3 separate regions of the Homo sapiens genome follow, and all the other regions are linked to region 1. A link is a loop called in an ENCODE intact Hi-C map of the cell type or tissue named here. Cell type or tissue: heart right ventricle. All regions are shown on one strand. Each heading gives the region's core, and the rest is flanking DNA. Links, peaks and the distances in the headings are about the cores only.

Region 1 (8,298 bases), core at 1,939-6,938:
GCCCTCTCAAATCTTTTCTGTGATGTGTCTTCTTTGGACTTTTGCATGTAGATTCTTAATTATAGAGATTTGCTTGTTTCTTTTTTTAGGAGCTCATAATCTCTGGCTCCCTCTGATGTCTGTCTGCTGTACCATGGGTCCTCTAAAACAGCAGCATGCTCCCAGCTCGTTCTTGTTCTCAGCTTCCCCCAAAGAGCTAGAGTATGCTTGTTCCATCAGCACCCCAAGTTGAGTTAGACAAAAACCAGTTGCTGATGAAAAGTCAGAAAGCTTGATATATATTCCACTCTTCTCTTTCTCCCCTGAGAGGCCACTTCAGCCCTATATGCTCTACTGTAAGCCCTCTGAAGCAGCAATAAGCTTCCCATCTCTATTTTGTTCTCAGTGGCTCCCAGAAATCTAGAGTATGCTGGCTCCAATCAGTGCTCTGAGACAGGTGAAACAGAAGCCAGTCCCTCAGGTACCTCCCAAAAAGTCAGAACATTGGACATACAGCTGAAACTTCTTTTTTCCTCCTTAGGGAGAGGCTGGGAGCTAGGAGTTTCTTCCCAAATGTGTGGTGCTGTGACAAGGGGAGAGATTATGGTATTAAGGTGCCATAAATTTTTCTAATGGCTTTGATATGGCTGATTTCTGCATTCACTTGGGGTGCAGAAGCCTCTTAACTGGTTTCTACTTTATCATAAAGGGAATTGGTCTATATATTGTTGAATCAGTGTTTCCACTGGAGGAAAGAAGTGTCTGGGGCTTCATACTCTACCATCTGGATAATGTCAGTCTCAAAGTGTGCTTTTAAGGTCATGGCAACAAAGTGAGGTAAGGCATTAATACCAAGATCCCTAGTATGGAGCAAACCCAGGACAGAGAGATTGGTCCTGGTGATGTCATTTGGTCATTGAATTAAGCTATGCCTGAAGTCTACACATGCATTTATGCAAACCAATTAGTTCTCTTTTTGTTTAAGCTATTTGGCCTAGGTGCTCAGTTACTTAGAATTTGAAGAGTCCTCAGTGATAAAGTTGTGATGTAGGATTTTTTTCTTTTTAACTGTATTCTGTAAATGTAGTTATTACATAATGAGTTCTTTGCTCCTTGTAATGCTATCAAGAATTATCGTAACCTAGTTTTAATTTACTATTTCTGTCCTCATCTCTTGCTACTTTTGTTCCATGCACATATGCTCCAGCTACATTATTCTACGCTTTGTCTGCAAGCATATAATTACATGCTGTATGATTTTTCATGGTATTCTTTATTTTTTCCTAAAATGCCTTCTACCACCTCATGGCTATCAAAAAACTAGTTAAACACTATGGACAAGCTTAAATATCCACTTATGGGTGATTGTCAGGATCAACCCTCTGAACTGCTGAAATTGTGTTCACATTATTATAATTCAATAATTCGATATTTTTAATGAGTTGAGGGACCCATTTGCTATCACATTAGATAAGGAGCCCCTTGATGGTAAGACCCATATCTGTTAATTTACATGCCCATTATTGAATGCTGGCTGACATTCAATAAATATTTAGTGAATTAATAAACAAATGACCACCTTAAGTGGAAAATAGCAAGATGAATGTAAAGGTTTATAGTCAGCAAACTAGTCAGAGCTCAGCAAATAAATGAAAGAATACAAAGAACTTCCTTGACCTTGAAGTTATCTTTCAGACTTTAAAGGGGCCCTTTCCACTTAAGCAGGCTTGTTATTTTCACAGTTTTATGAAGCAATATGAACCTGTTGGATTTCTTTTCAAAGCATAGTAACTAGACCAGTATTGACATCCTTAAAAAAAAAAACAAATTTTTCTCCACCATTTTATCTTGCCTAATGAAAAACCCATTCATTTAGCCTTTTGGCAATTGTTATAACATGCACTCTGGGATTTTTAAGAATAGTTTTCAAAGGAAACAGAGAGGTGGTTCCTCTCCATTTCATTCTAGCCACAGTTAACCTAAGCATTTAGAAGTTTTCCTTCCAGATTTCTACTGCTTTTATTTCTTTTCCTATGTTCATTCATCACCATAGATGCTATGGTAGGAGAGAAAGCGGTTTCAGTTGCAGAACTTGCTTCCTGTTAATACTTCCATTACAGAACATTTTGGAAACAGATGCAATGACTTAAATATAATAATAAAAGTAAAATAATTATATCCAGACAACTAAAGCCAAGTGAAAATAATTTTGCAAAGTGAATTTTTATTTTCCTCTTCATATAATAGATACATTGATATCAGTCCTTACCTCTCTGCTCACATCCATTAGTTTAATAAATAATATTGGAGATATAATTTGCATGGTAATTTTATGTAAACATGTAGATCACTATGTTTCACCTCCATTGCAAAAACATGACTTATTATTTCATGTATTGTAGTGACGATGCTCTCTAAACATAACAATTTTATATTGAAAGCACATTACATGACATAAAACAGAAATTTGTTTTATTTCACAAATGCCTGCAGCGTAACATATTTCCACGTTATTCAATAGGATCCAGAAGTGTATTTAGGAGATGGCTCACAAAATTCTTTTCACTGGCTTAATAGCTTTTTGAGAGAGGAGACTGGTTCCTAATCATTTTTATTCTATTCACAGCATGAAGTTCACAGTGAGTAATAAAAAGTTTGATCAAATTAATGAACAAATGAACGTATTGTAAAAAATAGTGTTAAAAACACAAAATTGCCAGGCGTGGTGGCTCACGCCTGTAATCCCAGCACTTTGGGAGGCCAAGGCGGGCAAATCACGAGGTCAGAGATCGAGACCATCCTATCCTGGCTAACATGGTGAAACCCCGTCTCTACTAAAAATACAAAAATTAGCTGGGCATGGTGGCGGACGCCTGTAGTCCCAGCTACTCGGGAGGCTGAGGCAGGAGGATGGCGTGAACCCGGGAGGTGGAGCTTGCAGTGAGCCAAGATCGCGCCACTGCACTCCAGCCTGGGCGACAGAGCAAGACTCTGTCTCAAAAAAAAAAAAAAAAAAAAAAGAAAAAAGAAAAGAAAAAACAAAAAACACAAAATTTGGGAACAAACTGAGCTTTAGTAAGCATTGTCTATAAATATTTGAGGGAACAGAAATGAGAAGCCAACATTGGTGAGAGCACCACCCAATAAAGAGCTTGATAGATATAGTCACCGGAGAAACTTATTTTAATGTTTCAAAGGTATCAAAACAATAAATGAAACCAAATAAAACTTAAAAATAACAACCAAAAGGAAAGTCTTCAGTCTCCACGCAGTGCTTTGATGTAATATATTTATGTTTTCTTCCTCCTCAGGCCTCACTAAAATAGTTGCATAGGATGGTACAGTTCTTTCTCTTAAAGTACTTCTGTACTAGGTAATTTTTTTAAGTCTCTTCTATATATAATTTATTTAAAGATATAAAGGGCCTCTAGGGCTCTCAGGGACCTCCATGTTTTGGCAAGGAAGAGAATGAAAACAGAAGGTTCCTAAAATTATGGAAACTATTTTTTGGGTAACTTAAAGCAAAACAAAACAAATGAACAACAAACAAAAGTAGAGAGATATAAAAGATATCCCTGAAACTGTTTAATCTGGTGACCTTTCTTTACAGACCAAAAGAGCACTTCTTTTCTAAGATTGACATAAATGCATAAATTGTGCATCCTAAACCTTACTGGAGTTATCTAATTCTACTATAATGTCACTTCCAATTATGGGACAAAAAAAGTCAAATCTTATTCTTGCACTTCCTGGTAGAGATATTTTTCACCTGTATCAGGGCCTAGAATTGAAACTGGAAAATAAGCTACAATAGAAACTGAACTATGAAATTGAACTACAGAGTACAGAAGCCAGCTCAGAATACAATTCGTCTGTTTTTACCAAAAACCATGTTCCTGGGAACATACACCTGTTTGCATGCTAAGAATCTTGAAATTTAAAAAAAAAGCATGATAAAATTTAGGAAGAGGACAATTTTTTTTTCACCATTCCCCAAATCTATTGGCCATTTACTCCCCCAATTAGTTTTTCCAAACAACTTTAGAAGATCAACACAAGGTTCAATTGATTATCCTACTTAGATAAGGAATTGTAAATTATTAAGTTTGGCTTTGAGACTTCACTTTACATTTGCACATTTATACTTACATATATACCCATATCTAAAAAATTGCTTTCATTTTTAAAATAATCCCACAGTCAAGTAGTACACCATCATCCAAGCAAGACTGCTTGTGTGAAGATAGACACCTGGTGGTCAATATGTAGAACTGCAGCTCAGGAAAGACCTAGATTTCTTTGAGGTTGTCTCTTGTTTTTTCCCCATTTCCCACTGCTTTCTGGGTACAGATTGCTGTTGATGGTGGACATACTGCAGCTGTGTGTGAGTGAGTCTCAAGTTCAAGTCAAGAGATTTCCAGAACAGTTACATCAACTCCATGAAAGCTTCAGGTCACAAGTTTTCTGAATTATTTGGAGAGCCAACCAATGTAGCATGCTAAGAATTTTTAAAAGTTACTAAAATCTCTTAAGCAAGAAGTTGAACAGGAGCCTCAGTGTTTGGGAGTAAGGGTTAATCTCCACCTACAAATTTCTGCATTTCCTCTGTCAGGATAATAAGCTTCTGTTTCCTTTGGGGAAGAAAAAAGAAGTGTCGATTCCTTTGTCACCACAAAAGCAAGCATTTTGAGCTTTTAAATATGGCCCTGCCCCTGAACCGACCCTGCCTCGTGTCTAAGTGCTTTTCTCCAAATTGAACCTCACAAGACAAAAATACATAACTTAAAGAAATGGCAAGCTAAAATCTCTCTATTTTTTTGTTACTCCTGGCTATTAATTTTATTCTCTTCAATTTTTAAGTCTTGAGATAAGCTTCTGGAAGCAGATACAGAATAGTTTCTAACTTTCTCAGAGTACACTTGGTTTTAGACAGGGAGTGGAATCATAGCATGGGTTCTCACTCTACTTGCATCGGTAAAGGAGGAGGAAAGACATGCATCAGAAGGACAAATGTGTGAGTTGGCTCTATGTCTGATGAAGTGACACACTACAGTGCCGGAGATGCCCTGATTTCCCATTAAGCTACTACAGAGAAAGGCATAGCTTAGTCGCATGGGCTGAATTCCTTATGGTACAATTATAGGCACAGTCACACCTGAAATGACCAGACATCGTGGTCAGAATGCCCTTTGCTTAACTTCTATTGGGCCTTTGCTCTGTGCCAGCCACTGTGCACAGGCTGCCCCAAATCATGCCACAAGCCCTGTCTTTCTTCTTGTTTCCAGTTGGCCCAGATGGACACACAGCATCCCAGTCCTGGCAAGCAGAGGGCTGGGGTGTCCTTGCTTGGGTCTAACCCTGGCCTCCCATCCTGTTTCTAACCGATGTGTGTACTCATATACATACATCATCATGTGAAAGTCAAGGCCTTCTCCAATATTTAGAGGCTGACTGGTCAGTAGTTTTATCACCAGAAAGAAGAATGGGAAAAGATATCAAGAAACCTCCTTTGTCATGAGAGAAACATATTAATTTGGATTGAATAATGTAGTAAATATAGTGACCCCTCTTTCCATCCTCAGTCAAATTAATGTGAACTTCTGGCCAGGTTTGGGGACACTGGAAGAAGACTTCCTCGTTGCGACTATGAGAACTATCATATCACAAGAACCATTTAAATGTCAGATGCACAATCCTCTTTCTGAAACCCTTGTGAACAAATCCACTATTCAGAATTCAGAATTTTCAGACGGTAGATATGTAACACAGTCTATACATTGAATATTGTGGAATACTCTGATCAGGGACTGGAGTAGGACCCCTAATTCAACACATGAAGAGTTCTATTACTGAATGTGTGGTGGTCACATCAGTAGGGATAAAATAAACAAAAGTAGTCTCGCATTGGTTCAGATCAGGCATTATCATCATATGATTCTAGCACACATGAAAAAACACTTGCTTATCAGACTATTTTTGAATATTTGATGGTGGATAGCAGACTGCGGTTCTGCCTGTGTGTGATGCAAGAGACATTCCCAGGCATGCAGCCCTGTCCAGAAGGCTCCTACAACTCTCCAAAATCAATAGGGCAAACTACACCACCAAGAAGGAAATCTATTATCAAGTAGCCCATTTTCTTTGTTCATCAAAAGGCAATGTATTCATCATAAAACTGTAAAACTTTTAGAAGAAAACATAGAAAAATATCTTCATTATCTGGGATTAGGAAAGGAATTTTAAATGATGCAAAAGCATGATACAAAAAAGAAAAAATGAAATTTTATCAAAATCAAAAACTTTTGCTCTGCTAAATCACTTCCAAGAGAATAAAAAGACAAGCCACAGACTAAAAGAAAATATTTTCAAATCTCCTATCTAACAGAGAACTTTATATCCAGATTACATAACAAACTCTCAAAACTCAACAATAAGAAATCAAATAACCCAATTAAAAATGAACAAAGAGATTGAACAGATGCTTCACCAAAGAAGACACAGGAGACTCCCCCACCATCGCCTCCTTAACCACAGGGGATACATTTCAAGACCCCCAGTGGATGCTTGAAACTGTGGATCGTACTGAACCCTAAATAACTACTCATAATAAAACAATTATAATAATTTACTATAATAAAAGTTATGTGAATGTGGTCTCTCCCTCATCTCATACTGCACTCACTCTTCTTCTTGTGATGATGTGAGATGATAAAATGACTATGCGATGGATGTGGTGACAGTAATCTGATAAGTGAGATGCCTACTCAGTGACTAACAGGCAAGTAGCCTATACAGCATGAATACACTGGACAGAGGGGATTCATGTCCCACGGAGCAGGGCTGCGCAAGATTTCATCACACTGCTCAGAACAGTGTGCAGTTTAAAACTTACGAATTGTTTGTTTCTGGAATTTTCTATTTAATATTTTCAGGACACAGTTGACTGCTGGTAACTGAAACTGCAAAAAGAAAAACCTTGGATAAGAGGGGACTGCTGTATAAAGTACGAGAAAAGATGTTTAATACCACAAGCCATTAAGGTAATGTGAATTTAAACAACAGTGAGCTACAACCACACACCTATCAGAATGTCCAAAATAAGGGCAGGCGTGGTGGCTCACACCTGTAATCCCAGCACTTTGGGAGGCCGAGGCAGGTGGATCAGCTGATGTCAGGAGTTCAAAACCAGCCTGGCCAAGAAGGTGAAACCCTATCTCTACTAAAAATAGAAAAAGAAAAAAAAATAGCTGGGCGTGGTGGCGCACGCCTGTAATCCCAGCTACTCTGGAGGCTAAGGCAGGAGAATTGCTTGAACGCGGGAGGCAGAGGTTGCAGTGAGCCAAGATCGCACCACTGCACTCCAGCCTGGGCAACAGAGAGACTCCGTCAAAAAAAAAGAATGTCCAAAATAAATACTGACAACACAGAGTGTTGACAAGGATGCTGAGTAAGTAGAATTCACATACATGATGGCTGGAATTGGAAAATGCTACAGCAACTCTGGATAATAGCTTGGCAGTTTCCTTATAAAGTGAAACATACATCTACGCTATAACTCCACAAGGCCGATCCTGAGTATTTACCCCAGGAAAATGAAAATGTATGTTCACATGAAACTGATAAACAAAACTTCAGAGTAGCTTTTTTTTTTTTTTTTTTTTTTTTTTTACACAGTAGCTTCAAACTGAAAATAACTTGAATGTCCCTCAATGAGTGAAAGGGTAAATAAACTGTGATACCACATATGATGGAACACTATTCAGTCATAAAAAAGAACAACTTAGATAACTCTGTGCTGAGTAAGAGATGCCAGTTTCAAAAGACAAAAGCACAATGGTGGAGAAGAGATTAGTGATTGCCAGGGATTATGGTGGAGGGAGGGGTGAATATAAAGGGACAGCATGGGGAAGCTTTGGGGGGTTATGGCACTGTTTCGTATCCTCTTTGTGGTGGTTACACAAATCTATACATATGTGGAAATCCATAGAGCTGTACATCAAAGAAAAAAGTCAACTTTACTATAGGATAATTTGGAAAATAATTTTTTTAAAGGCCAATGCATTCCTATTTGACTTTTCTATTCACAGTTTGTTGTCAATCTCTTCTTTACTGAACTGATGACATCCTGTTTTCACTAACACTGCTTGCCTGGCGGGGAGATATGAGGCATGTGTGAGGCATTGCAGATACAAAGATGAGTCAGGCAGAGGCTCATGCACAGGGCTCACCACCTGGGCAAGGAAATGAGACAGGGAAGTGAAGAGACGTCAACAATTTATGCTACAGAAATTCAAGGGGTGAGAAATCCCTGATCACTAT
Region 2 (8,298 bases), core at 2,077-7,076, 170 kb before region 1:
AAACAGGGACAATTTGACTTCCTCTTTTCCTAATTGAATACCCTTTATTTCTTTCTCCTTCCTGATTGCCCTGGCCAGAACTTCCAACACTATGTTGAATAGGAGTGGTGAGAGAGGGCATCCCTGTTTTGTGCCAGTTTTCGAAGGGTATGTTTCCAGTTTTTGCCCATTCAGTATGATATTGGCTGTGGGTTTGTCATAAATAGCTCTTACTATTTTGAGATACATCCCATCAGTACCTAGTTTATTGAGAGTTTTTAGCATGAAGGGCTGTTGAATTTTGTCAAAGGCCTTTTCTGCGTCTATTGAGATAATCAAGTGGTTTTTAACTTTGATTCTGTTTATATGATGGATTACATTTATTGATTTATGTAGGTTGAACCAAACTTGCATCCCAGGGATGAAGCCAACTTGATTGTGCTAGATAAGCTTTTCGATGTGCTGCTGGATTCGGTTTGCCAGTATTTTATTGAGGATTCTTGCATTGATGTTCATCAGGGATATTGGTCTAAAATTCTCTTTTTTTGTTGTGTCTCTACCAGGCTTTGGTATCAGGATGATGTTGGCCTCATAAAATAGTTAGGGAGGATTCCCTCTTTTTCTTTTGATTGGAATAGTTTCAGAAGGAATGGTACCAGATCCTCTTTGTACCTCTGGTAGAATTCGGCTGTGAATCTGTCTGGTCCTGGACTTTTTTTGGTTGGTAGGCTATCAATTATTGCCTCAATTTCAGAGCCTGTTATTGGTCTATTCAGGGATTCAACTTCTTCCTGGTTTAGTCTTGGGAGGGTGTATGTGTCGAGGAATTTATCCATTTCTTCCAGATTTTCCAGTTTATTTGCTTAGAGGTTTTTATAGTATTCTCTGATGGTAGTTTGTATTTCTGTGGAATTGGTGGTGATATCCCCTTTATTATTTTTTATTGCATCTATTTGATTCTTCTCTCTTTTCTTCTTTATTAGTCTTGCTAGCGGTCTATCAATTTTGTTGATCTTTTCAAAAAACCAGCTCCTGGATTCATTGATTTTTTGAAGGGTTTTTTGTGTCTCTATCTCCTTCAGTTCTGCTCTGATCTTAGTTATTTCTTGCCTTCTGCTAGCTTTTGAATGTGTTTTCTCTTGCTTCTCTAGTTCTTCTAATTGTGATGTTAGGGTGTCGATTTTAGATCTTTCCTGCTTTCTCTTGTGGCATATTTAGTGCTATAAATTTCCCTCTACACATTGCTTTAAATGTGTCCCAGAGATTCTGGTATGTTGTGTCTTTGCTCTTGTTGGTTTCAAAGAACATCTTTATTTCTTCCTTCATTTCATTATGTACCCATTAGTCATTCAGGAGCAGGTTGTTCAGTTTCCATGTAATTGTGCAGTTTTGAGTGAGTTTCTTAATCCTGAATTCTGCAGTTTGAGTGAGTTTCTTAATCCTGAGTTCTAATTTGATTGCACTGTGGTCTGAGAGACAGTTTGTTATAGTTTCTGTTATTTTACATTTGCTGAGGAGTGCTTTACTTCCAACCATGTGGTCAATTTCGGAATAAGTGCGATGTGGTGCTGAGAACAATGTATATTCTGTTGATTTGGGGTGGAGAGTTTGTAGAAGTGTATTAGGTCCACTTGGTGCAGAGCTGAGTTTAAGTCCTGGATATCCCTGTTAACTTTCTATCTTGTTGGACTGTCTAATGTGGACAGTGGGGTGTTAAAGTCTCCCATTATTATTGTGTGGGAGTCTAAGCATCTTTGTAGGTCTCTAAGGACTTGCTTTATTAATCTAGGTGCTCCTGTATTGGATGCATGTATATTTAGGATAGTTAGCTCTTCTTGTTGAATTGATCCCTTTACCATTATGCAATGGCCTTCTTTGTCTCTTTTGATCTTTGTTGGTTTAAAGTCTGTTTTATCAGAGAGTAGGATTAAAACCCCTGCTTTTTTTTGTTTTCCATTTGCTTGGTAGATCTTCTTCCATCCCTTTATTTTGAGCCTATGTGTGTCTCTGCACATGAGATGGGTCTCCTGAATACAGCACACTGATGGGTCTTGACTCTTTATCCAATTTGCCATTCTGTGTCTTTTAATTGGGGCATTTAGCTCCTTTACATTTAAGGTTAATATTGTTATGTGTGAATTTGATCCTGTCATGATGATGTTAGCTGGTTATTTTGCTTGTTAGTTGATGCAGTTTCTTCCTAGCATCGATGGTCTTTACAATTTGGCATGTTTTTGCAGTGGCTGGTACCGGTTGTTCCTTTCCATGTTTAGTGCTTCCTTCAGGAGCTCTTGTAAGGCAGGCCTGGTGGTGACAAAATCTCTCAGCATTTGCTTGTCTGTAAAGGATTTTATTTCTTCTTCACTTATGAAGCTTAGTTTGACTGGATATGAAATTCTGGGCTGAAAATTATTTTCTTTAAGAATGTTGAATATTGGCCCCCACTCTCTTCTGGCTTGTAGAATTTCTGGTGAGAGATCCGCTGTTAGTCTGATGGGCTTCCCTTTGTGGGTAACCCGACTTTCTCTCTGGCTGCCCTTAACATTTTTTCCTACATTTCAACCTTGGTGAATCTGACGATTATGTGTCTTTGGATTGCTCTTCTAGAGGAGTATCTTTGTGGCATTCTCTGTATTTCCTGAATTTGAATGTTAGCCTGCTTTGCTAGGTTGGGGAAGTTCTCCTGGATAATATCCTGCAGAGTGTTTTCCAACTTGGTTCCATTCTCCCCATCACTTTCAGGTACACAAATCAGACGTAGATTTAGTCTTTTCACATAGTCCCATATTTCTTGGGGCTTTGTTCATTTCTTTTTACTCTTTTTTCCCTAAACTTCTCTTCTCGCCTCTTTTCATTCATTTGATCTTCAATCACTGATACCCTTTCTTCCACTTGATCAAATCAGCTACTGAAGTTTGTGCATTCGTCACGTAGTTCTTGTGCCATGGTTCTCAGCTCCATCAGGTCATTTAAGGTCTTCTCTACACTGTTTATTCTAGTTAGCCATTCGTCTAATCTTTTTTTCAAGGTTTTTAGCTTATTTGCAATGGGTTTCAACATCCTCCTTTAGCTCGGAGAAGTTTGTTATTACCGATCTTCTGAAGCCTACTTCTGTCAACTTGTCAACGTCATTCTCCATCCAGCTTTGTTCTGTTGCTGGCGAGGAACTGCGTTCCTTTGGAGGAGAAGAGGTGCTCTGGTTTTTAGAATTTTCAGCTTTTCTGCTCTGGTTTCTCCCCGTCTTTGTGGTTTTATCTACCTTTGGTCTTTGATGATGGTGACCTACTGATGGGGTTTTGGTGTGGATATCCTTTTTGTTGATGTTGATGCTATTCTTTCTGTTTGTTAGTTTTCCTTCTAACAGTCAGGACCCTCAGCTGCAGGTCTGTTGGAGTTTGCTGGAGGTCCACTGTAGACCCTGTTTGCCTGGGTGTCACCAGCGGAGGCTGCAGAACAGCAAATGTTGCTACCTGATCCTTCCCCTGGAAGCCCGGGCACCCGGCTGTATGAGATGTCAGTCACCCCCTACTGGGAGGTGTCTCCCAATTAGGCTACTCGGGGGTCAGGGACCCACTTGCGGAGGCAGTCTGTCCGTTCTCAGACCTCAAACTCCATGCTGGGAGAACCACTACTCTCTTCAAAGTTGTCAGACAGGGACGTTTAAGTCTGCAGAAGTTTCTGCTGCCATTTGTTCAGCTATACCCTGCCCCCAGAGGTGGAGTTTACAGAGGCAGGCAGGCCTTGTTGAACTGTGGTGGGCTCCACCCAGTTCGAGCTTCCTGGCTGCTTTGTTTACTTACTCAAGCCTCAGCAGTGGCAGACACCCCTCACCCAGCCTTGCTGCTGCCTTGCAGTTCGATCTTGGACTGCTGTGCTAGCAGTGAGCAAGGCTCCGTGGGCATGGGACCTGCTGAGCCATGTGCAGGATATAATCTCCTGGTGTGCCGTTTGCTAAGACCGTTGGAAAAGTGCAGTATTAGGGTGGGAGTGTCTCGATTTTCCAGGTACTGTCTGTCACGGCTTCCCTTGGCTAGGAAAGGGAATTCCCCGACCCCTTGCGCTTCCTGGGTAAGGCGATGCCCTGTCCTGCTTCAGCTCACACTCTGTGGGCTGCACCCACTGTCCAACAAGTCCCAGTGAGATGAACCTTGTACCTCAGTTGGAAATGCAGAAATCACCTGTCTTCTGTGTCTCTCACGCTGGGAACTGTAGACTGGAGCTGTTCCTATTTGGCCATCTTGGAGGGAGCTATGAAACAAATGTCTTTAAGAGTGCTAACACTTCAGCCTAAGACTGCAGGTGGGAATTCATGAAAATTAATTGCTAAAATCCTGATGGAATGGAATAGCAGAATGAGATAGCTGTGTTTTCTTTATACAGTATTTAAGCCATATTTCTGCATAGCTAGGGACTGTGCAAGTGTTTTTCTTTGCTTCTGATACCACAGTTACAAAGGATTCCACTGGTGCCACTCAGGAAACAGTGAAGTATTTCTGTGTCCTGTGTTTCAATTCCTGACATCTTAAAGATGGCGGCTGCCATCGTTTTCTACAGTATCTCAAGCTCATTCTCCACCAGATGGCAGCACTGAAGTTCAGAGGCCTTCAGCACAGAGCCTCCTTGCCTGGTGAATACAAATGCAAAGCTTTAAGCTCCTTCACACAAGTTAGACTCTCATTCTCTCTCCTACCTCCCCTCCCCCACTGAAGGCAACCCCTTCCAATAATCAGCCTTCTAGACTAAAATAGAAGCTTTTAACATTTTAATGTCTTGTCACATTACTCACCAGTCTCATCTAGGTCCAGGAAACCATTTCCTGGAGGCCTCTTTTTTATTTGTGTTCATTAGCTGCGCTAATACATTCTCTTGGAAACCACAGTTTAATAAATTTCATAGCGCATAACCAGTGGACTTAATGAATATTAGTCACTCGGAGCAATTTTTGTTTATTCAGCTTCTCTTTCCTCTCCTCCCTTCCCCTACCCCAGACCTCATTCTGTGGAATGATAATAATACACAGAGAGCTGGCTGGTTACAGAAGACTCTAAAAACAAGAAGAAAAAGGATCTTTCTGAGCTCACACCTGTTTTAAGGTTTGTTATCCTTAAAACGAAAAGCTGTAGGGATTCACTCAGCTCTTTCCTTGTAGCTCCCAGTGGACTTTGCTGTTAAACCACAGGGAGGAGCCCAGCCTTCAGAGCACTTAAAAGTACTTATGTCAAATCCATCCCATTCTTCCGGCCTCCGTTTCTCAATCCAGCCACCATTCCCAGGGGCTGGAGCACATTACAAGGCATTCACTTCATATGAATGGGCACACACAGACTTTTTCACCATTTCGATATGTCTAACATTTGCAGGCACATCCTGTAGGCTGCCTGAAACAGCCTTAATTTCAATTTACTGTCTCCCCAAGGATCTTGCCATTCTGCGGAAAGTAGAAAACTCAATGGTCGTTTCTCCTCTCCGACCTCTCACCCCAGGCTCTCTCTGCCCTCCTCCTCTTTCAAGGAAAAGCTGTATTGGGAGGAACATTTTGCTCCAGATGAATAGAATGAAGTTTTGATGCTTCTAACAGCACGTATGATCTTTTATTTTTAAAAAATAATGAGCAAGTTACATCAGATTACCACATTTGGAAACTGTTCAAAGTCGGCATACAAAGCCCAGTAAATGCTGTCTTGGGTCCTCCTGGAATATGATTACACAAGACAGCATGAAATCATAGTCTTGAAGTTTTACGTTGTCGTTTGTAACCCGCTAGGTCTAACTCTATATAACTTTTTAGTATGGAAATTTCCAAATATGTATACAACTTGAGAAAATACTGTAATGAACCTCAAGGTACCTGTCCTTTAACTTTCACATTAATCAACATTTGGCCAATCTTATTTTATCAAATCCTCTTCTCACACATGCCTGTCTTTTTTGCTTGGAGATTTAAAAACAAATGACAGATGTGTCTTTTTCTCTGTAAACAGTTTGGCATGCTTTGCTAGCTGATAAGAGCTTTCTATTTTTAGCATAATCACCATGCCAATATCACACTTAACATAATTAATGGTAATTCCTTAGTCATCTAATACCTAGTCCATTTTAATTTTTTTCCTGATTACCTCAATATTTTTTTTACTAGTTCAGAATCCAAACAAGACCCACTCATTGCATTAGTTGTTTTTTCCTTAAGTCTCTTTTGTTTTGCAACAGGTCCTCCTCCTTCTTCTCCTCTTCCTCCTCCTCCTCCTCTTCCTTCTCCTTCTCTAGTTTTATGCCATAGATCTGTTGGTTATACCAAGATTTTTGTCTATAGAAATATTTCATACTGTACATTTGACTGATTGTTTCCTTGTGGTGTCATTGAATTTGTTCTTGTACTGTTAGGGATATTTCTGGCAGAGAAAAAGTTAGCTGAGTTTTTCACTCTTATACTGAATAAAAACCAGTAGAATACAGAGGGAAATCCTCATTTTGCTTTGGCATCTGGAGCTACACTTACTGTTAATTCATTCAGCAAATATTAATTAGCTCTTGTAATGTACCAGGCACTGTACTGGGCTTTGGGAATGCAGAGTGACTAAGGGGGTTGGGAATATGGGATAACTGAGAAAATCATGGACCTTATCCTTGTGAAACTTAGGAGTCGTGGGTTTCAAAGCACCACTTAAAAAAACACCTGTGTTGGGTTCTCCTAACACTCTTGTAACGTCCATCAAGTTGTAAAGCCCTCTTAAATTTACTGAAGAATACCGAGGATGAAGTGATAGGTGCTGTAGACAGGAACTATACAAGAAATCACTAATGGAGAAGTCAGACACCATTCCCCTTGGACTTTTGGATTTCGCTCTTTTGATAAATTAATTTTAGATCCTAAACTCTGTCACAGGTGGATCAGTACTGCTAAAAAGATTTAGGCAACCCCTGAACAAAATTAATATCAGGGTATCAATTTATATTGGCCTAGGTTACAAAAGAAGTTAGTTCCTTACGAGTTCCTTAATTCTGACACCCATCTCCAAGAAATCCATCAATGCATAAAAATAAGAAACACATTGGAACATAGTGCACAGAGACTAAACACAACTGAAATAAAAGTTACCCAAAATGAAACTTCTCTTACTTACCAGTGTGTGATAAACTCTGATATCTCCAAATCTATTTTGTTTTATTTTTATTTCATTTTGTTTTAAAAAAATGCTTATTGCAAACCAATAAATGAATTTTGTGATCCACCAATGAGTCATGATCTGCTGATTTTGGAAAAGGCTTGACATTTGGATAAGATGGGGTCATGGACCATCTGCTTGAACTACGTCGTTGAGGCTTACTTTTGTAAAAGCCCAGATTTTGTGCCTTTGAAATAATATCGGAGGAAGGGATTGAGGTAGGGGGTTTTCAGAAGTTGTAAACATCATCAAGGCCTTCCTCTTATTTATTTATTTTTTTCTGGATAGAAGCAGTGTAAGCGGACGGAGGGAGACACTGGGGGCAAAGTAAGATCCTTGAGAATTTCAAGTGTCTTATTTTTAAGGAAGGAGACTAAATTTTTTTTTTAAAGTAGCACCTATTGGCTGTATGTTTTCTCATCTTATCTTATGTAATCCTCATAACAATGTAACTGTGTAGCCTTTATATATGTTACATAGGAGAAAACTTGGACTCCCCGAGATTGAGTAGGTAGAGGAACTGACTATTAACCAACTCACAGAGACCATGTCTCCCGGCAATTGGGGACTAACAGAGACTGGAGTCAGGCAATCTTTACTCTGAATCCTTGCTGTGGTACTTAGTGATAGTTATTAGTAAGTGAGGAATAAATAAGATTAAATGTGCAAACACTCAGCATCTAGTAGTCACTGATTATTTGTATGAATATAAGATACATGTATAAGCTATATATTAAAATATGCATACATGATATATATACATATATAAGATATACATTAAAATTTTTGTTTTTAAAATTATCCCTTGGAACAAGATGATATGTCAAAAATACTGGCATTGTGTACATTTCTAATCTTGCAGTCTGTTGGCATCCCTCACTGCCCTGTCTCCTCCCAGTAACGCTGAATATAGTTAGAATCCTGCATGTACTGGGCACCATAGCAAAACTTGAAAAGCAAACCAACACACATACAAACTCAACAACAGGTGTCAGCCTCCAGCAGAGAAATTTGATGGAAGAAACCATAATTTTGAGTAATAACCTGCATTTCATCAGGACTAGGTTCCTTTCCAACACTCAGAGATTTTGTTGTTACTATTGTAACAACATTCAATGAGAATATTGCCATTCTCACACATACCACATTGAGAGGC
Region 3 (8,298 bases), core at 2,077-7,076, 530 kb before region 1:
GTTAAAGTGAAGGTGTTGGCCCGGCTGGTTCCTTCTGGAGGCTCCGATGGAGACTGTTCTTTGCTTTTTCAGCCTCTGGTTGCTGCTGGCATTCCTTCGTTTGTGTTTGTGTCACTACATTCTCTGCTTCTCTGGCACATGGACTCTTCTTCTGCATCCAGTTTTCCTCTGTCTTCCTCTCATAAGCATGCGTGTGGTAGCATTTAGCGTCCACCCAGGCAATCTAGATTAATCTCTCACCTCAAGCTCCTTAACTGAATCACATCTGCAAGTACTTTTTGTCATATAAGGCAACATTCACAGGTGCCAGAGATCAGGAGCTGGCTATCTTTGGGTGCCGTTATTCAGCCTCCCACAGGAGGAATGTTGCTGCTGAATCCTGGAGCTGAGGTTGAGGCAGAGAAGGCACCCAGCTGTGGCTGTGGGTAGAGGGCACAGCCACTGCCATAATGGTGTCCCTTATCACCTTAGGGAGGGAGCAGGAGGAAGAAATATGCTCTTTCCTCAGCCACCTCCCACCACCTGCCCCAATCTCCTGCCGGTGCATCCCATCAGCTAAAGCAGAAGATGAGATCCACTGAAGTCAACCCCCTGGGTACAGCGTAGGTCAGAAAAGAGCAAAGAATGGATCTAAAGGAAAGCCAGTATGCAGATGGGCATAAATACCAGACCACTGTCGAGCTGTGGGCATGATCACAGTCCTGGGCTCTGAGCAGTGTTTCTCAGAGGAGCATCCAGTGCTAGAGTTGGCTGCTCGGTACACAGACACATGCTCCAGAGTTTTCATGGCATCTTGGGTCTGGGCCCTTCCAGTTAGGAGGAGACAGTCTGAGAGATTGGAGGCCGAGTTTCAGTCCAGGTTTTGGGTTTCTCTTTGTTATCCCCAGTGCCCCAGTCTATGGTGGAAAAGGCTATTTTGTTGATGCTAAAGGGAATGAGCAGTAATAAGATCCCAGGCTTTCAGGAAACTACACTCTGAAATCAGCACCACCTCTTTCTGTCAGAAGTTTCCATTCCCAGGAAATTACACTGGGAATGTACACTTCTTCAGGAAGCCCATGCTGTTCTCGAGGCAAGTGGAATTGTGATATCTTGCATGCCATAGCTGCCATCTCCCTATAGAAATTTTAAAAGGGAGCTTGCATCAGCAAGGGACAGGGATCCGACCGTGGTAGTGCTGGTGAGCCCAAGGGCTGCAGGCCCAGTCTCTGTCCCGAAGCTTTGGTCCACTGAGTCCACAGCTTTTCTTCCTCTCTGGCACTTCCTAACATGCACCCCCTCCCTTCCTCTCCTAGGGCCACCTGTCAGCCATGCCTGCAGCCATCAATTCAGCCCTTTATCTCCTCCTCCCCCATATCTCTCCCAGTTGAGACTTGATAGGCCATTCCTGGCAAACCCAGCTGGGATTGACATCAGGTGTTTTGGGAAGTGCCCATGTCCAAATTCCTGCCTTCTAATGATTGCCCTGATTTTTTTAAATAGACATTTGAAACTAAAGACAAAACCAGCTGCTTCTTGAGAGCAAAAAAGCAAAACATAAAAAGAATCTCCCATATAACTCCCTCCCCCTAAAGCTCAAACCAATAAAATGAATCCAGCCAATAATTCAATCTTCCTGCCTTGTTCACTGTGACTAAAGCAGACAGAAGCAGCACAGCAGGGACCCCTCATTGACGAGGAATGTATCATTAGTAATTTTATTAGCTTTAATATAGCCAACAGGGGCTACTGATAGTTTCGGTATTCTTTTCCTGAGGGATTCCCCCCCTCCAAAGGACAAATGCTCTACAGCCCTGACATTTAATTGCCTTTATACTTTAGTGTAGCTTGGTTGAATGAAAAACTTTTCAAAATTCCATCACTGAAAAAGGATTCAACAATTTGTAATATATATAAATTTGCCACTGGTACTTTTCTTTTACAAATTTCTCAGTGCTTAGAAGCATACCTACTATAGTTATTATAATAATTCTGGGCAGGTAGACACTCATTTGTCATGGTTGAAAGCAATTTATTTTCAGTGGGAATGCTTTAAAATGTTTTGTTTGGACAGAAATGGCCATCCATTAATTGGTAATTTAAGCAAGTTACTCAAAGTCAGGCAATTAGGTTAATGAGAAGTTGGCCTTTGAAGTTGAATAGGAGCAGGGATGACCTCACCACTCCTTAAGAAGACATCAAATCAATTTGGTGTAAAAGGTAGAGGGACTGAGTCCCCTCCTCCAGTTTCAAGGAAAGATCATGCACATGCATATTTAGCTCCAAGCATGGAAATTGGATGGTGGGCCCCTCAGGCTTTCTGGCAACCACCCCTCTACTATCGAGGAAGAAGCAACAGCTGCCCCAGCTATATCACAGGGAAAGATGACAGCCTGGATTAGGCCATGCATGGAGGCCAGAAACCGTTGAGGGAGCAACTCCAGAGAGACATGACAGAACCACAGACACATGGAGTGCCCCAAATTGAAGCAGATGGAATTGCTGATAAATGAGTTGAAATGGTAGAGGTCCCTACAGTGGATTTACTTGAGAGCTACTCCATGGAGGGGCAATTTCAGGGGGGCCCCGGCTGCCTTTAGATGTTAATCAGAGGTATTCATATGTTCTGTCATTCACCTTTCAAAGGAAGGTGTCAAATGTCTTGATGAAATGCCTCCCATGCTTACCTAGACACGGGGAATCAGCCACTCTGTTGACAAATGACTCAGGGCGAATCAATAGAATGAGGGTCAGGCTTGGCTAGACTCATGGTCAGAGGGCAAGAGTAATTATGTCATAAGAAGTCTATGGGGCAGAACCCAGCCAAGGCCATGGTCCACTTTTGAAGGTAAAATCTGGAATCAAGGGATTGTTATAAGGGATGGGAGTATAGGAGTGAAGAACTCAAAAGGACCAGACTCTGTTATAGCAGCCAGCTCTTGCCAAATCCACTTATTGCAACAGTCCCACCACCATGTATAGATGCCTGGGTATAGTAAGTAGCAGAACTGCCTAATACCATCAGTGCCTGCAAAATACAAGTGATCTAGCAGTGTGGGAGGTTTTCTGGGAGAAATGGGCCACCTAGGTCATGCTTAGCTGCAGGGAGGGGTAAGCCCTGTGGGGAAACAAATGATGGGTGAGTTCACATTATTAAATAACTGGGCTGAATTTAAGGAGGAGGGAAAAATATTACTGCAGAAACCAGGTTGATTTTGAAGTCTGCTACTGGCAGTTGCCACATGCCTGTGACATCTCTCATGCACCTCAGAATAGACTCTCCCCTCTGGAAGGCACCATCGTGCATCCTCTAGATTTGGGGAGATAGATTTCTTTATGTTGCTGATAGGAGGAGGAAGAAGAAGCTGCTGTGAGGGAGGAGGTATTTACTTTGGCAGGCGGCTGATGCTAGAAATGCCTGGGGCCATGTACAAATAGTTGGCTGGTGCTGCCAGGCCCTCCACTGTGGGTTACTCATCTCTCCCTGCTTTAATCCTTTCCTTTCCTCCAAAAACTGCCCAGTTGACTTCTTTCCCACTCTAGGGCTATCCTGGATGCCTCTTTTAACCTGATGTCACCTGGAACATGTGGAAGTGCCCAATGTGACTATCTAGGGCTCTGGGCTCTGAGTCCTGTGAGGGTTAATCCTTCATGCCTCATTCCTTCATGATTTTCTCTTCTTTTTGTTGGAGTTAGAGAATCAGGGTGAGCTCTCCCTAGAAAACTATTGTGCATGGCCTTGTTTATCTTGGTCAGCCTTGTGTTTGAGGCACCATACCCAGTTCAGTTACCCAGGCTGTTCAACATATGGAAGCATGCTCAGAGTGTGGTGTAAGGTGTGGGATAACTTGGATCCCCATAAACCTATGACAGGTGGAGATATTGTGGCCAAAGTCGGCCCTGCCAAGATGGTGCTAGACTGAACGACAGCACTACTCTGGACCAAAGAAGTGTCAGAGGCAAGCTTCAGGGAGCTGAGGTGGGCACTTCTAGGGGAGCTACCTCCCCTCCTGAGTTGCTTCATTTGTAGGCTACTCAGATTAGGGTTTTTAGGACATCCTGCTAATTTCAGCTTAAATCGTTATGGACCTCTAATGTGCCAGGCACTGTACTAGGTTCTTGGGAAATAGCAACCAACAAGAGAATCATTGTTTCTGCTTTCATGGAACTTAGAGTCAAACCTAGATACAGGTAAGAGGACGACAAATCATAATGCGATGTGGTAATACATGCTAGGACTGTAAGAGAATTACTGAATGCTGCAGGAAGTCAGAGAAGACTTTTTGGAAGATGCCATGTCTCAATTGGGACCTTTAGAATATTTTTCAGGCATAAAGAGAAACATCTTTAAAGATCTGGAAGAAAGAGAGGGCATAGCACATCCCAGAATGTAGAGTAAGGATGCAGAGTAGAGAGCTGGGTTAGAAACTTAACTGCATAATACAACCTCTGATCCCTACCAGCTGGGAAAATCCACTTAGCCATGTACGGAGCTTCTTCCAGGTACTGAGCTCTGAGTTAGGTATTGTCAGGATCCCCAAGATGGGTCAGACAGGACTGCTGTCTTCAATGAGCTCTGCCCATTACCCATATGTCTGAGGAGAAACACATTTCCACCCTTTCTGGAGCTCTACAGGGAGGGACTGCTCTTTGCTAGAATGATCTTACCTGCCTCCAACACCTGTCCATTAAAGCAAGCCCTGAACAAGAGGCCGACATCCACAAGTTAGAGATGTTGTGCTTTGAATACTACCAGCTGGTTGTTGCAACCTCCTAGTGAGTGACTTACACCCAGTCCTCCCTCCTTGTTCTTCTGTGATTAAAGACCCTAAAGGCTTAACAGGCATGGCTGGGCTAAATGTTCCAGTTGACATTATTTGCCACCAGGACCTTCCTCTTTTGCTTCCGACTTTTTTTCCAATTGTGCAGAAAATTGTTCTTCATTCTTTCCAATCTGTCCACATCCTTTTTCCTCCACTTACATTTCAAAATAAGGTGTACCTCTTCCAGGAAGGTTGCCCTTGTTAATTCTACCCATCATCCTGGAGTGGCCAATGGCCTCTATCCCAGAATAATTGTTGTATTTTTTGTATGATGCATTCAGTCATTTGTGTAGTTTCATTTTGCAGTTTCCTCAGTGGAAGTTGTATTTTCACCTTTGCTGCCGCTTATGCAGTTTTGAGACCCGTACACCAGGTGGTGGTAGTTTCCTCATGCTCTGATTGTACATTCTGAATAATTTGCAGAGGAGGAAAATGGAAGGGGTGAGCTAATTTTTAATCAAGTATCTTTCATGTGCCAGGCCTCTGCACAATGTTTGATTTAATCATCAGAAATAATCTATATGAGGCAGATATTGTTTTCATTTTAAAGTTAAGGAAACTAGGTTTTGAGGGGGAAGTAAAGTAACTTCCCCAAACTCACCATCCTTCATGGTGAAGATGGAATTGGTATCAGGTCTGGGCCCTCCAGCTTTGGTTTTAAGACGAATACATGTATGTCTTTTCTATGTGGTTATACAAACAATAATGAAGTCAATCACCATTGCAGAGCAACTGTTCTAACAACACCTCAGGTATAATTTGGTATCTTCTTCACTAATTCTTGAATTGTGATAATCCAAGTATTTGTAGGTGGGCAGAAAAACTGACATGAACAGTCCTTCTTGGAAGAGGAAGAAAAATAAAAGCCTTTAAAGCATCTTATATCCCGAAAGTATGTTTCCCTGCAACCACATTCTCTGTAATTTCTAATTTGCCATTTGCTTTACTTTGAGGAAGGAATTCCCTCTCCCAATGAGTTGAGAGCTGGGAGACTTGGGTTCTAGACCCAAGTAACTGAGTATATTCCTTGAAGTATGTCTCTTCTTTCCTCTGGGTTTCAACTCCCCATTTGTGAAATACGGAGGTTTTAATAACACCATTGCAACCCTCTTCTGTATCTGGTTGATTATTTGGCTGTTGTATGGCCACCACTTAACTCACTCAAAAATATGAAGACATGGCACCACCAGGCACTGCCTCTTCTGGGGTTGGTTCATGTCGTACTTCAATAATCAAAATAATCAAGCTTCCTCTAAAAGAATTTGTTTCACAACTGATGATAATTTTCTGGATATCCTACCCAAGTCCCCCTCCCCCAGTTTTGGCACTTTGTTTCCATGATCAAATTGTGTCACTTCTCTGGTGAATACCTTCTTTGTGTTTTTGGTCATTCTCAGACCAGGGAGAGTATGTATGTATGCATTTGTTCATTCATTCATTCATTCAGTCTTTACAGTTATGTTCTCTATCTTGCAGCAGGAATGTCTGCAATTCTCATTTTTTCCCTGTCATTTGACTATGAGTTCCTATCCTCTGGCTTTTTTGGTAGGGATTCTTGAACATACCAAAGGGGTTAACTGCCTCAATGAAGCATCACACTGGCCATATACCAGCCTCTGTGCCAGGTGCTGTGGGAATTAGATGTGGTTTTTTGCTTTCCAGGGGCTCAGAGCACAGTGGAGAAGAGAGATGAGCAGACAGCTGATCATAGCACACCAGTGAATGCCACAACATGTGGGGGTTGTGTAGTGACTGTGTGCCTCAGGGACACTAGTCAGAGCTGCAGTGAAATCTGCTTGGCCTGTGGAGAAGCAGAAAGGACGACGGTGGCTTCAGGGAGGCGACATGGGCGCTGGGCCTCAGAGGATACGAGGTACTGCTGACCAGGTGGATAAAGTGTGGAATGGCTCTAAGTCACCTGGGGGGTCTGATTAAGGCCTGCGTCTTAGGCTGGGTCTCTATGTCATATGAGTAGACGGGACAAAAATAGATCCGTATTATGAATTTGCTGTATTTTCTGTCAAAAGGAAGGATACTCAAAGTGATGGATGCCTCAAATACTGACTTGATCATTACACATTCTACATATGTAACAAAATGTCACATGTACCCCATTAATATGTAAATATTATTAAAATAAAAAATAGTTATTTTTATGTAAGAAAAATAATCACAACTTCTCTTATTTGAATATCACAACCAATAAACATTCTGCTCCCAGTAATATTTCCTGTCACATTACTTCCTAGTTACTTCACAAAATTGACGCATGCACCTAACAAAGATAGGATGCTAACACAAAAAAACTATATCCTGCATAGATTCTGGTATTCCGTACAGATCATTCTGTACTAAGGTATCAGTCAGAGAAGAAACTTTATTGAGTATGATTCTGAACATGAGCTGTATTTTCAGGTTCCCTTGCTGGTCCTTGGCATAATGTTAAGGAGAAGGGCTTCAGGTGATGAGACACTGGAGACCAATTTGGCAGTTCTGGCTGAGCTATGATCTCCTGCTTGACTTGACTCCTACACAAGGCTTTGTGTCTAACCATGCTCAGCCCTGACCCATTCTGGCTCTCTATGAATGCTGTTCAGCTGGCCCACCCTACTGTAAGAGGAAGGGGCAGGTCTGAGCTCCGCTTTCCTATAGTTGGGGAATAGAGGCAGAGAGAGAGAGTCCAGGAGACCCCTTCAGGGGCATATGCAATGCCAGGGGCTGGGGGCTATGCAGAGACTGGAATTGGCTCTCAGGCTTTCAGTTCCTGGGGCCATAGTACTTGAAAACCATGCAGGTGATGGGACTCACTCAGGTCCATTCTTCCTTCATCTATAATCTTGCATGAAGGCCAAAGTGTGCAGTGAAGCCATTGGTCCTCAGGTGTGGCAGTTATTATTTCCTCCCCTTGACAAGTCACTTAGACACCTTGAGCCTCAGTTTGCTCATTCTCCCCCTTAGAGGGCTCTTGTAGGGTTATACAAAATAGTGTCCATGTAAGCCATTGTGGAGATGGACATTTTCTCAGTTTTATTAACGGAATTTGTTCAAAAAAGTTTATTATTAATACAGTACGACTTCTTTTTATTAGCACTCTATCTTTGTTAGGTGTATGTGTCAATGTTGTAAAGTGACTAGGAAGTAATGTGTTATGACTTGAAATATTATTGGGAGCAGCACATTTCTTGGCTAGTGGTATTCAAATAAGAGAGGTTGTGATTATTTTTCTTACATAAAAATAACCATTTTTATTGATATACAATATTTTACATATTTATGGGGTACATGTGACATTTTGTTACATACGTAGAATGTGTAATGATGAAGTCAGAGTATTTGAGGTGTCTCTCACTTTGAGTATTTACCATTTCTATATGTTGAGAACAATTCAAGTACTCTGTTCTATTTTGAAATATACAATACATTGTTGTTCACTGTAGTCACACTACCCTGCTGTCAAACAATAGATCCTATGCCTTTCATCTAACTGTATGTTCAT

What was found. Hi-C counts contacts between places; a loop is a spot of excess contacts. Peaks named below come from ENCODE experiments on the same cell type or tissue, not always from the same donor. Only the 100,000 strongest peaks of a DNase experiment are listed, where the experiment ranks them.
Region 2: a loop joins it to region 1, with 9 times the contacts of the local background. A loop is called at or near these places in 78 of 110 quality-filtered maps.
Region 3: it touches region 1 in a loop (4-fold over the local background); 19 of 110 quality-filtered maps call a loop at or near these places.

Annotation. Positions count from the first base shown.
Region 1 is chr1:221,431,378-221,439,675 of GRCh38, forward strand. The region is part of intron 3 of LOC105372932 (a long non-coding RNA gene); the gene reads left to right. Among named protein-coding and RNA genes, the nearest start is that of LINC02817, 99 kb to the left of the region's middle. In heart right ventricle, for the core only: CTCF peaks have their summits at 4,230 (motif pointing left) and 4,434; no DNase peak of the experiment used is centred there; H3K27ac peaks cover 363 bases.
Region 2 is chr1:221,259,394-221,267,691 of GRCh38, forward strand. No RefSeq gene overlaps it. Among named protein-coding and RNA genes, the nearest start is that of LINC02817, 73 kb to the right of the region's middle. In heart right ventricle, for the core only: a CTCF peak has its summit at 4,556 (motif pointing right); DNase peaks (open chromatin) are centred at 4,564 and 5,230; H3K4me3 peaks cover 528 bases; H3K27ac peaks cover 1,806 bases.
Region 3 is chr1:220,903,739-220,912,036 of GRCh38, forward strand. No RefSeq gene overlaps it. Among named protein-coding and RNA genes, the nearest start is that of HLX-AS1, 28 kb to the left of the region's middle. In heart right ventricle, for the core only: a CTCF peak has its summit at 5,169 (motif pointing right); no DNase peak of the experiment used is centred there.